2 separate regions of the Homo sapiens genome follow, and region 2 is linked to region 1. Evidence: chromatin contacts called from ENCODE Hi-C or POLR2A ChIA-PET data. All regions are on one chromosome and are shown on one strand. Each heading gives the region's core, a stretch centred on a gene start or an enhancer-like site at or near the end of the contact. The rest is flanking DNA. Distances are from core to core; before and after follow the strand shown.

Region 1 (4,761 bases), core at 1,456-3,955:
TCCTTGGCCCCTTCTGCTTTTAATCAGCCTCCTTGAACAGAACCCGATAGAAACTTCATTTTTAATTTTGTGGGTTTTATTTTCTTTCTTTATTTATTTTTGATTTAAACTGAAATACTAATGGCTATCAAATTGTTTCATGATTCTATTACAAAGATCACTTCTTTGGAATCCAGAAAGACTCAGATCACTTTTTCTTCTCCCTGTTATTTCATTTTTATTTACTGGTATTAAAAAATTTCCCTATTTTCTGCAAGACATAAAGGGCATCCAGATAGGAAGAGAGGAAGTCAAACTATTCCTGTTTGCAGATGACATGATCCCATGTCTTGAAAATCTCATAGTCTCTGCCCCGAAGCTCCTTAAGCTGAGAAACAACTTCAGCAAAGTCTCAGGATACAAAATCAATGTGCAAAAATCACTAATATTCCTATACACCAACCACAGTCAAGCCTAGAGTCAAATCAAGAGTGCAATCCCATTCACAATTGCCACAAAAAATAAATAATATACCTAGGAATACACCTAACCAGTGAGAGATGAAAGATCTCTACAAGGAGAACTACAAAACACTGCTCAAAGAAATCAGAGATGACCCAGACAAATGAAAAACATTCCATGGTCATGGATAGAAAGAATCAATATCATTAAAATGACCATACTGCCCAAAGCAATTTATAGATTCAATACTATTCCTGTTAAACTACTATTGACATTCTTCACAGAACTAGAAAAAACTGTTTTGATATTCATATGGACCCGAGAAAGAGCCAGAATAGCCAAGGCAATCCTAAGCAAAAAGAACAAAGCTGGAGGCATCACCCTACCTGACTTCAAACTATACTGCAGTGCTACAGTAACCAAAACAGCATGGTACTGGTACAAAAACAGACACATAGACCAATGGAAGAGAATAGAGAACCCAGAAATAAGCCTGTACACCTACAACTATCTAATCTTCAGCAGACCTGATAAAGCAGTGGAAAAAGGATTCCCTATTCAATAAATCGTGCTGGGATAACTGGGTAGCCATGTGCAGAAGACTGAAACTGGACACCTTACTTACACCATATACAAAAATTAACTCAAGGATTAAAGACTTAAATGTAAAACACAAAACTATAAAAACCCTGGAAGACAACCTAGGCAGTACCATTCTGGACATAGGAATGGGCAAAGGTGTCATGATGAAGATGCCAAAAGCAATTACAACAAAAGAAAAAATTGACACATGGTATCTAATTAAAGAGCTTCTGCACAGCAAAGGAAACTGTCCACAGAGTGAACAGACAACCTATAGAATGGAAGAAAAGTTTTGCAAACTATGCATCTGACAAAGGTCTAATATCCAGCATCTATAGGGAACTTAAACAAATTTACAAGGGAAAAACAACCCCATTAAAAACTGGGCACCTGTAGTCCCAGCTACTGAGGAGGCTGAGGCAGGAGAATGGCGTGAACCCGCAAGGTGGAGCTTGCAGTGAGCCGAGATCACGCCACTGCACTCCAGCCTGGGCAACAGAGTGAGACTCTGTCTCAAAAAGAAAAAAAAAAAACTGGGCACAGAACGTGAATAGACACTTTTCAAAAGAAGACATACATGCAGCCAACAATCATAAGAAAAAAAGCTCTACCTCACTGATCATTAGAGAAATGCAGATCAAAACCACCAAGAGATACCATCTCACACCAGTCAGAATGGCTATTACAAAAAAGTCAATAACAGATGGAGAGGTTGCAGAAAAGCAGGAATGCTTATACTCTATTTGTGGGAGTGTAAATTAGTTCAACCATTGTGGAAGACAGTGTGACGACTCCTCAAAGACGTAAAAGCAGAAATAACATTCCACCCAGCAACCCCACTACTGAGTATATATCCAAAGGAATATAAATCATTCTAAGGACACATACACACACATGTTCATTGCAGCACTATTCACAATAGCAAAGACATGGAATCAATCTAAATGCCCGTCAGTGTTAAAGTGGATAAAGAAAATGTGGTACAGATACACCATGGAATACTATGCAGCCATAAAAAAGAATGAGATCTTGTCCTTTGCAGGAACATGGATGGAGCTGGAGGCCATTATCCTTAGCATACTAATGCAGGAACAGAAAACCAAATACCACACATTCTCACTTATAGGTGGGAGCTAAATTATGAGAACACATGGACACATAGAGGGGAAAAACAGACACTGGGGCAAATCAGAGGGTGGAGGGTGGGAGGAGGGAGAGGATCAGGAAACATAATTAATGGATACTAGGCTCAATACCTGGGTGATAAATAATCTCTACAACAAACCCCAATGACACAAGTTTGTCTATATAACCAACCTTCACGCGTACCCCTGAATTTAAAGTAAAAGTTATATATATACACATATATATGCATATATATGTATATATATGTATATATACATATGTGTATATATATAACTTTTATGTGTATATATATAACTTTTATATGTATGTGTATGTATACACACACACACACACACACACACATAACCTTGTGTCTAAAACAATTCATCCACTCAATTTGGGATTGAAAATCCCAATCTTTTTCCTTCCACTTTCATATATGATATTCTACTTTATTGTGTGTGTGACCTGATTAAATACTAGAAACCCTGATCCTTGAGGTCAAAGTCAGCCAAAAACAGGAAGAAGCAAACCTCTTGTGAAGCAGGTGACCCAGACTGCAAGACTCTGAGGACTCAAGAAGGGGCCACTTTGGGTGGGGCTTCATCACTTCTTCACCGAGAGGTGTCATTTCCTGAGGACTAATAGATTCGGGCATTCAAGTACATCAGAGAGAGAAAGCATAAGAGAGAGGTGACCTGGAGAGGTAAAGCCTTGGGAAGCCCTCCGGAGACCTTGCTTTTTCTGTGGATGGAAGAAGCCATGTGGATGGGTAATGAAAAACATAGCTAATCTCCCTCACTGATTCAAGGTAGCTTTAGAACTATGCTTGCACCCTTGGGAAAAGAACACTAAACCCTTCTGGTTACTGAGTACACATTCACTTCTGGGAAGATCAGGCAAGGTGATATGTGGAACAGGTAGAGGGAGGTGGGAATGTTCTCCTTCCTGGCTATAGGCCATGGGACTGAAAGATGGGAGCCACCATAATGGCTAAAATGAAAGAAGCAACTTCCTATTGAAAACTTGCAGAGAGATGAAAGTAGGGCCACGTTTAGGTGCATCCAATGAGCCACCATCTTCTGAAGTCCTGCCAGGCCTAAGTCGGTACATAATCATTGAAGCGGACTTTGTTTTATTGGATATTTATTTAGCAGATTTAAAGTTCATTCCACAGAAGGTCTTGGTATCATTTTATAAACCCTCAATGAATACTCTAAATCTCTATGATTTATCTGAGAATAGGGTAAGAAATAAAGATAGCTGCTTGATAATTTGACAACAGTATTCTGTTGGTACGGATGACATAATATATATTTTTAGATCCATGTCATTTTAATTAAGGATTTTAATTAGTGTTTTTTGTTGAGAATAAAATAGTATGCATCCTTACAACTTTGTCTTAAAGTCATTGTATTTTTCAAGGGGCTTTCTCTAGCAAAAACACAGATGAAGGTCTCCATAACAATTGGTCCGCTTCTAACCTCATGTGCCTTATTTAAAATTTTAAAGAATTGCAGAATTATTTCTCAAAATATGGTCTGGAGTCAATAGCAGTTCAGCTTCACGAGAGCAGAAATTGTGGACTGTCTGGTTCCCTGATGTATCCCCAGCACCCAAAACACGGGCACACAGCAGATGTTTAATAAATATTTGTGATGGAGTGAATGAATGATTCTTAATCCATTTTAATCATTGATTTTAAGGAAATATGTCTTAATTGAGAGTTTATTTCTTACATTTATTCATTTTTCACTTTTTCCTGCCAATTGCTATGTAGAAGCAATTAAAAGCAATTTCCTTTGTAAAGGAAATACCCTTGTAGCAACAAGTATGTGTCCCATTTTTGTTTGTTTGTTTGTTTGCTATGAGAATGCTTTATTAGGCAAAACCACATACTGTGAAAATGCTTTAAAATGCAACAGGAGGAGATGTGAAGACACAAAGAACAAGTGCATAGTGACACATGGCTATCAGAACACACTAAGTAAAGAATCCACACCTCTTCCACCCTTTATCCAGAAAAGGAAGGAGCTAGATCACCTCCTCCTCAGGTTCCCCACATCTCATTCTAGTTAAAGCGAAAACAAACAGGCTGCTGTTCTCAGCACCCAGTGTGGAAGGAATAGTATATATAGAGCCACCTTGCCTCAGAGTCTGCCAAAAAAAGGTCACATGTGGAATAAGACTTACCTTCTGATTTTTTTTTCTTTTCTTTTCTTTTTTTTTTTTTTTAGATAGAGTCTCACTGTTTTGCCCAGGCTGGAGTGCAGTGGCACGACTTCGACTCACTGCAACCTCTGCCTCCTGGGTTCTGGGTTCAAGTGATTCTAGTGCCTTGGCCAACCAAGTAGCTGGGATTACAGGCATGAGCCACCATGCACGGCTAATTTTTGTATTTTTAGTAGAGATGGAGTTTCACCATGTCAGCTGGGCTGGTCTTGAACTCCTGGTCTCAAGTGATCCTCCTGCCTTGGCCTCCCAAAGTGCTGGGATTACAGGTGTGAGCCACCTCACCCAGCCAGCCTACATTCTGCTTTTTGAGCTGAGTAAAAACCTTTTGGGAAATAGTTCTCAGAGGCAAATACAGACATAGAGAGCAGCCCCATTCAG
Region 2 (4,761 bases), core at 1,144-3,643, 35 kb after region 1:
CGTTGTTAACTGTTTTTTCACACCCTTCAGGAGAGCTGTTTTCGCCATGGTGTGCAATCTCTCTCTCTCTCTCTCTCCACCCCCTCCCCGCCCCCTCATATGAAGGCAGAGTGTTTCATCAGGTATTATGGAAGCGACACAACTTTGAAAGAAATGAGCAAAGGCTTCTTGGAGTTATTCATTGATTCTTTACCTCTGTGAGGGCCCTGATAGTCACTTCCAGAAGATGTAAGGTAGCAGCTAGAACCCTAGGAAATATTTGAATTAATTAGTGACAGATGGAAGGACAGGGCAGTGTGGGGCCCTCTCAGGATACTGGACAGAGAAGCTGTTTGAGAAAAATTCCCATACTCGGTGCTTTTGTTTTGATATCCAGGCTCAGGCAATCTGTGTTGTTCCATAACAGTACCACCATCCCAGTGGATTGTGTTCGTTTCCACATAATCCCACTTAAGTTAGTCGCTGGAGTAGCTCCTTTGTGTAACAGAGCTTTGTGTATGTGGGCACACAGATGGAATTCAGGCAACTTCCTCACCCTGCAAACAGAAATGGCAGGAGAATGGTCACCCCCTCCTCAGTCTGACCAGGCCAGGCTCCAAAATTCTCCCTCCATGACTTGGAACGAGCAATACGTATGTATTCAGGGAGGGGCATCGCAGTGATCTCTTAGTTTCTGTGACCCCCCACCCCAAGCCCTTCTGTTGAGTCCTAAATTCAGTTCTCCAAAGATGAACACTGTCCACAGGGATTCTCCCCAACAATGGAGGAAGCCATCCCTGAAGATGCATGGTCTTGACAAAACCTTGAATTTCAACCCCAAGTCACACAAAGAAGACTCACAGCCCCCTGGACCGCTGTAAACAGCAGTCACTATTAGAGATGAAGGCCTAAAATCTCAACACTTCTTTCCACTGATGGAAAATTTGGGAGCAGGGCTCCCCTCCTGGCCTCCTCAGTATTCTGCAGACATCCTGCCCTCTGTCCCAACAGGGATCTTGCCTGCAGAGCGCTGCACCTGCTTCCTGTTTAGGGCGCAGGGCAGGCAGAAGGAGAGTGGAGAGAGAGAAGCATCCACAGGGAGCAGACTCATAAAACTACAGGGGCTTTCTAAGCAATAGCTCTCACCAAGGAATTAAACCCCACTCAGACACTGACAGAGAAATCTCTTATTCAGTCACTTCTTAACTTTTTTTTCTTCAAACAGTGCCACTCACTTACTCTAGGGCTCACTCTGTTTCCTCTTGCTTGGTGATCATTTTGCATGTTGAGATTGTGTTGTTTTGGAGACGCGTGCTCATCTTGGCATCTCGTGACAGAGCCTCTTGATGGCACAGTCTCCGTCCAGGCTTGGCTTCTGGTTCACCTCCCACACGGGAAGCCTCATGTCAAAGCAGCCACTGGCTTCTCTGCCTTCATTGTTCCATGTCCAGCAAGCAAATAAATAATTAGTTCCCACGCAGGTTTCTCTTTGTTTCTTTGAGTCAAAAATTATTCTTTGATAAGTCCTCCATAAAGCCTTCCTCTAATCCTCCACGAAACCTTCCTCTAATCTATCTGTATTTTGAATTGTTATTGCTAAGGATTTTGTTCTTAAAACAACGGATACCCATAGAACAAGCATATTGGAGAAATCACTGGCATGCCATGGGGAGAGTATTTGGAAGGAATAAGTAGTAGGGACAAACATGGCTGGGATACTCAGGGGATTTTGTTGGTTTTGACTTTATGTTTCCTTAAATCCAAAGTTAAAATAGTTTAATTGCAATCATCACTGACTAATCCATTAAGGATTTTAAAGAAAATAATACCACGTGACTCCTAAAGACCCTTTTGTTTGCCATTTCTAGTTTTGAAAGGTTTTAACCATGATTTCTTTTTCAAGAAACATTTCAATTGTATTTTTTAGTATTTAACCAAAGAACATAGAGTGATTCTTCCTCAAGAGGAAATTATTATAGAAGACCTATTTATATATATATATATCATATTCAACTAAAAATAAAAATAAAAAAACTTCATATTCTGTACTGAACCACATTAAAAATCATTAAGGCTTAGACTATATGGTTTTCATTTAACCCTCAAAAGTGGCATTAATTTTTCAAGTGGTAACTGTTGCTTAAGATGCTATTGTGCCTGTTTGATAAATGTTTAATGATTTGGTAGTACATGCATGGCTTAAAATCCATTATTTATTGCACCTTTGCTTGCCTGGCAAAGGTGACGATTTTATAGCCCCAGCAGTCATGCAAACACATTTATACCAAACCGATGACTGATAATAAATTTCCTTACTGTAAATGTCAGTGGGTTTCATGTGTTGCTGCCATTACATCTTGTTTGGAAGCTGAATGCTACACAGTTATGGGAGGCGCCAGATGGTGTCATTAACACGAACACTGGGACTGTTTACCGCTGACGTGCGTGTGAGAAATTAAAAGTACGTGACCTATCTTTACACTGACGTGTGATGTCAGTGGTGAACGGGTGTTAATTACAGTGCAATATGCTTGCCTAGTCCCTTCCATCCCACTCAGAGGGGTTTTAGGGAATTTTTTGAAAATAGTTTGTGTTTGAATATACACAGAGTGAGCAAAAGGGAGAATTTCCCGAGGACTCCTGTTTGGTTTTGTATTTGGAGTCTCAGACACCCTGCAAGTCACAGCTGTCATCACATAGGTGTCACTCTCATGAGCAGCAACCCACATCCCTGCCAGGACTTCTGGGCATGGGGAAGCCTTTTGTGCTGATTAATTACAGCAGTATTGTTATTGCTGTTTGCTTGGTTGGGGGTTTTATTTTTATTTTCGTAACTACTTCAGATATTTTGAATACTGTTTTGGAAAAGTTTCCATTGAGAGCATGGAATTAACATTTTTTTAAACTGCTGTCAAAATCATCAGGAATTGATTCAAAGAATGAGAAGAAAAACAGTGGAAATTTTCTATACCAATTTTTTTTTTTTCATGGGATGGGATCTTCATTTCCTAAGAATTAGCGGTAAAGACTTAGATCTTTATTTTCCCTGATCTGATGTGAAGTATCTGAGTGACTGAAATTAGCCTTGTGTGTTTTATTAAAATGTTTCTCTAACTTGTGTTCAGCAGTGGCCACTCCCATTTATTGTATTTCAGCTTCCTTCCTGTTGACGTTTCTGCTTAGCTCTCTTTTCATTTCTATTTAAAAAGAAGGTGGATTTGTTTTATTCCTCCCTCCAAGTCCTTCACTTGAACCAAGAGGCTATTCCATTGAATCTGACCAAATTCCTTTGAACTTTGTAGCCTTAGCATACTCTGTAGGAATTTTCAGAAAGGCTTATTCTTTCAAAACAATCATTGTGCATTGCTTTTACAAAAGCCCAGCGAGCCTTTTGGTGTACAGAATTTTCAAGTCATGTGAAAGAGAATACAAACCATTGTTTGCATTGAGATGAAAGAGATATGCTTAATTTCTTCAGACTAAGTCAGAGATACAATTGGATGTCAACAGAAATAGTGAGCCTAGCTGAAAGACTAAAATTGTGCATGGAGGCACACATTAGAAATTTAAAATAGAGTCGCGCATGTTAGCTTGCTCACAGGACACATGTGTGTTGAAAATATCCAGGAGTGAAAATAAATATGAAATAAATATCCAGGAGTGAAAATGGTGGCAAGATAGCAAGATTGAAAAGTTGTATCTGTGGAACAGCACTCACTTGGACCAAACTTCTCAGAAAAATGAGTTTTCTGCCACTGCTATCGTTGTTCTAGCAAATGAACCAGAGGCCTAAGCCAGCAGAGCAAATAGCCACTTAAGTTACTGGGCCTGAGCAAACAGCATATTCCCTGGGGGAACAGAAGTTCTCATCTTATTCTGTGTGCAGAGATTTACCAAATAATGTTGCCTGAAGGGAGGTCGTGGTGTGGACACAATTGGCCATCAGCTTTCCCTCCCAGCCTTTTGTCCCAACTCCTTCTCCTCCCTTTGTGTCTCCCTCTGTGTCTGCTTCTTGTATTGCCTCTGCATGACCATGCAGCCTTCTCCTTTCAAAGGTTGCTCTCAGAACATAATCTGCAAATCCATTCATGTAGACTGACCTATGGGTCAGTGGGTGTGTCATCCTTCCAAATCCTTGCCCTGGCTTTTCCCTCTCATCCAGAAACTTGTTCCCTCTTGTTCACCTGGAAATATCCCATTGATTCTGCTAAATTTAGCTCCACTGTCACTTTCTCCAAGCTGCCTTATGTGACTTTTCCTGCTGTCCTAGAACAGTTAAACTTCAGCTGATTCCATGGCTTCCCAGCTGATATGGTTTGGCTGTGTCCCCACCCAAATCTCAACTTGAATTATGTCTCCCAGAATTCCCACATCTTGTGGGAGGGACCCAGGGAGAGGTAATTGAATCATGGGGACTGGTCTTTCCTGTGCTATTCTCGTGGTAATGAATAAGTCTCACGAGATCTCATGAGCTTATCAGGGGTTTCTACTTTTGCTTCTTCCTCATTTTGTCTTGCCACCACCATGTAAGAAGTGCCTTTCACCCTCCACCATGATTGTGAGACCTTCCCCAGCCACGTGGAACTGTAAGTCCAATTAAACCTCTTTCTTTTATAAGTTACCCAGTCTCGGGTATGTCTTTATCAGCAGCATGAAAACAGATTAATACACCAGCTGAGTCCAGAAAAACTTCCTAGGTGAGCACAGCCTAAACTACTGACCTACAGAACCATGAGCCAAATGAATACGTACTCTTTTAACCCACTGTATTTTGGCTTGGTT

What was found. Hi-C counts contacts between places; a loop is a spot of excess contacts on that map. ChIA-PET counts read pairs that join two places held with the same protein, here RNA polymerase II (POLR2A). Pooled maps may share reads with other maps.
Region 2: a map of natural killer cell shows a loop between it and region 1 (6-fold over the local background). The contact joins two enhancer-like sites. A Hi-C loop is called at or near these places in 1 of 168 maps with a recorded cell type or tissue (natural killer cell), 4 of 37 single-sample maps with no recorded cell type and 2 of 50 pooled maps. POLR2A ChIA-PET finds 5 or more read pairs at or near these places in 1 of 52 experiments (PC-3).

The regions. Positions count from the first base shown.
Region 1 is chr20:20,178,791-20,183,551 of GRCh38, forward strand. The region is part of intron 13 of CFAP61 (cilia and flagella associated protein 61); the gene reads left to right. Among named protein-coding and RNA genes, the nearest start is that of CFAP61-AS1, 87 kb to the right of the region's middle. Within about 2 kb of position 2,706, at least 2 of the 41 ENCODE cell types and tissues checked have a DNase peak (open chromatin) inside an H3K27ac peak, as active enhancers do; they include natural killer cell, where a contact is called at or near this core.
Region 2 is chr20:20,213,843-20,218,603 of GRCh38, forward strand. The region is part of intron 17 of CFAP61 (cilia and flagella associated protein 61); the gene reads left to right. Among named protein-coding and RNA genes, the nearest start is that of CFAP61-AS1, 52 kb to the right of the region's middle. Within about 2 kb of position 2,394, at least 6 of the 41 ENCODE cell types and tissues checked have a DNase peak (open chromatin) inside an H3K27ac peak, as active enhancers do; they include natural killer cell, where a contact is called at or near this core.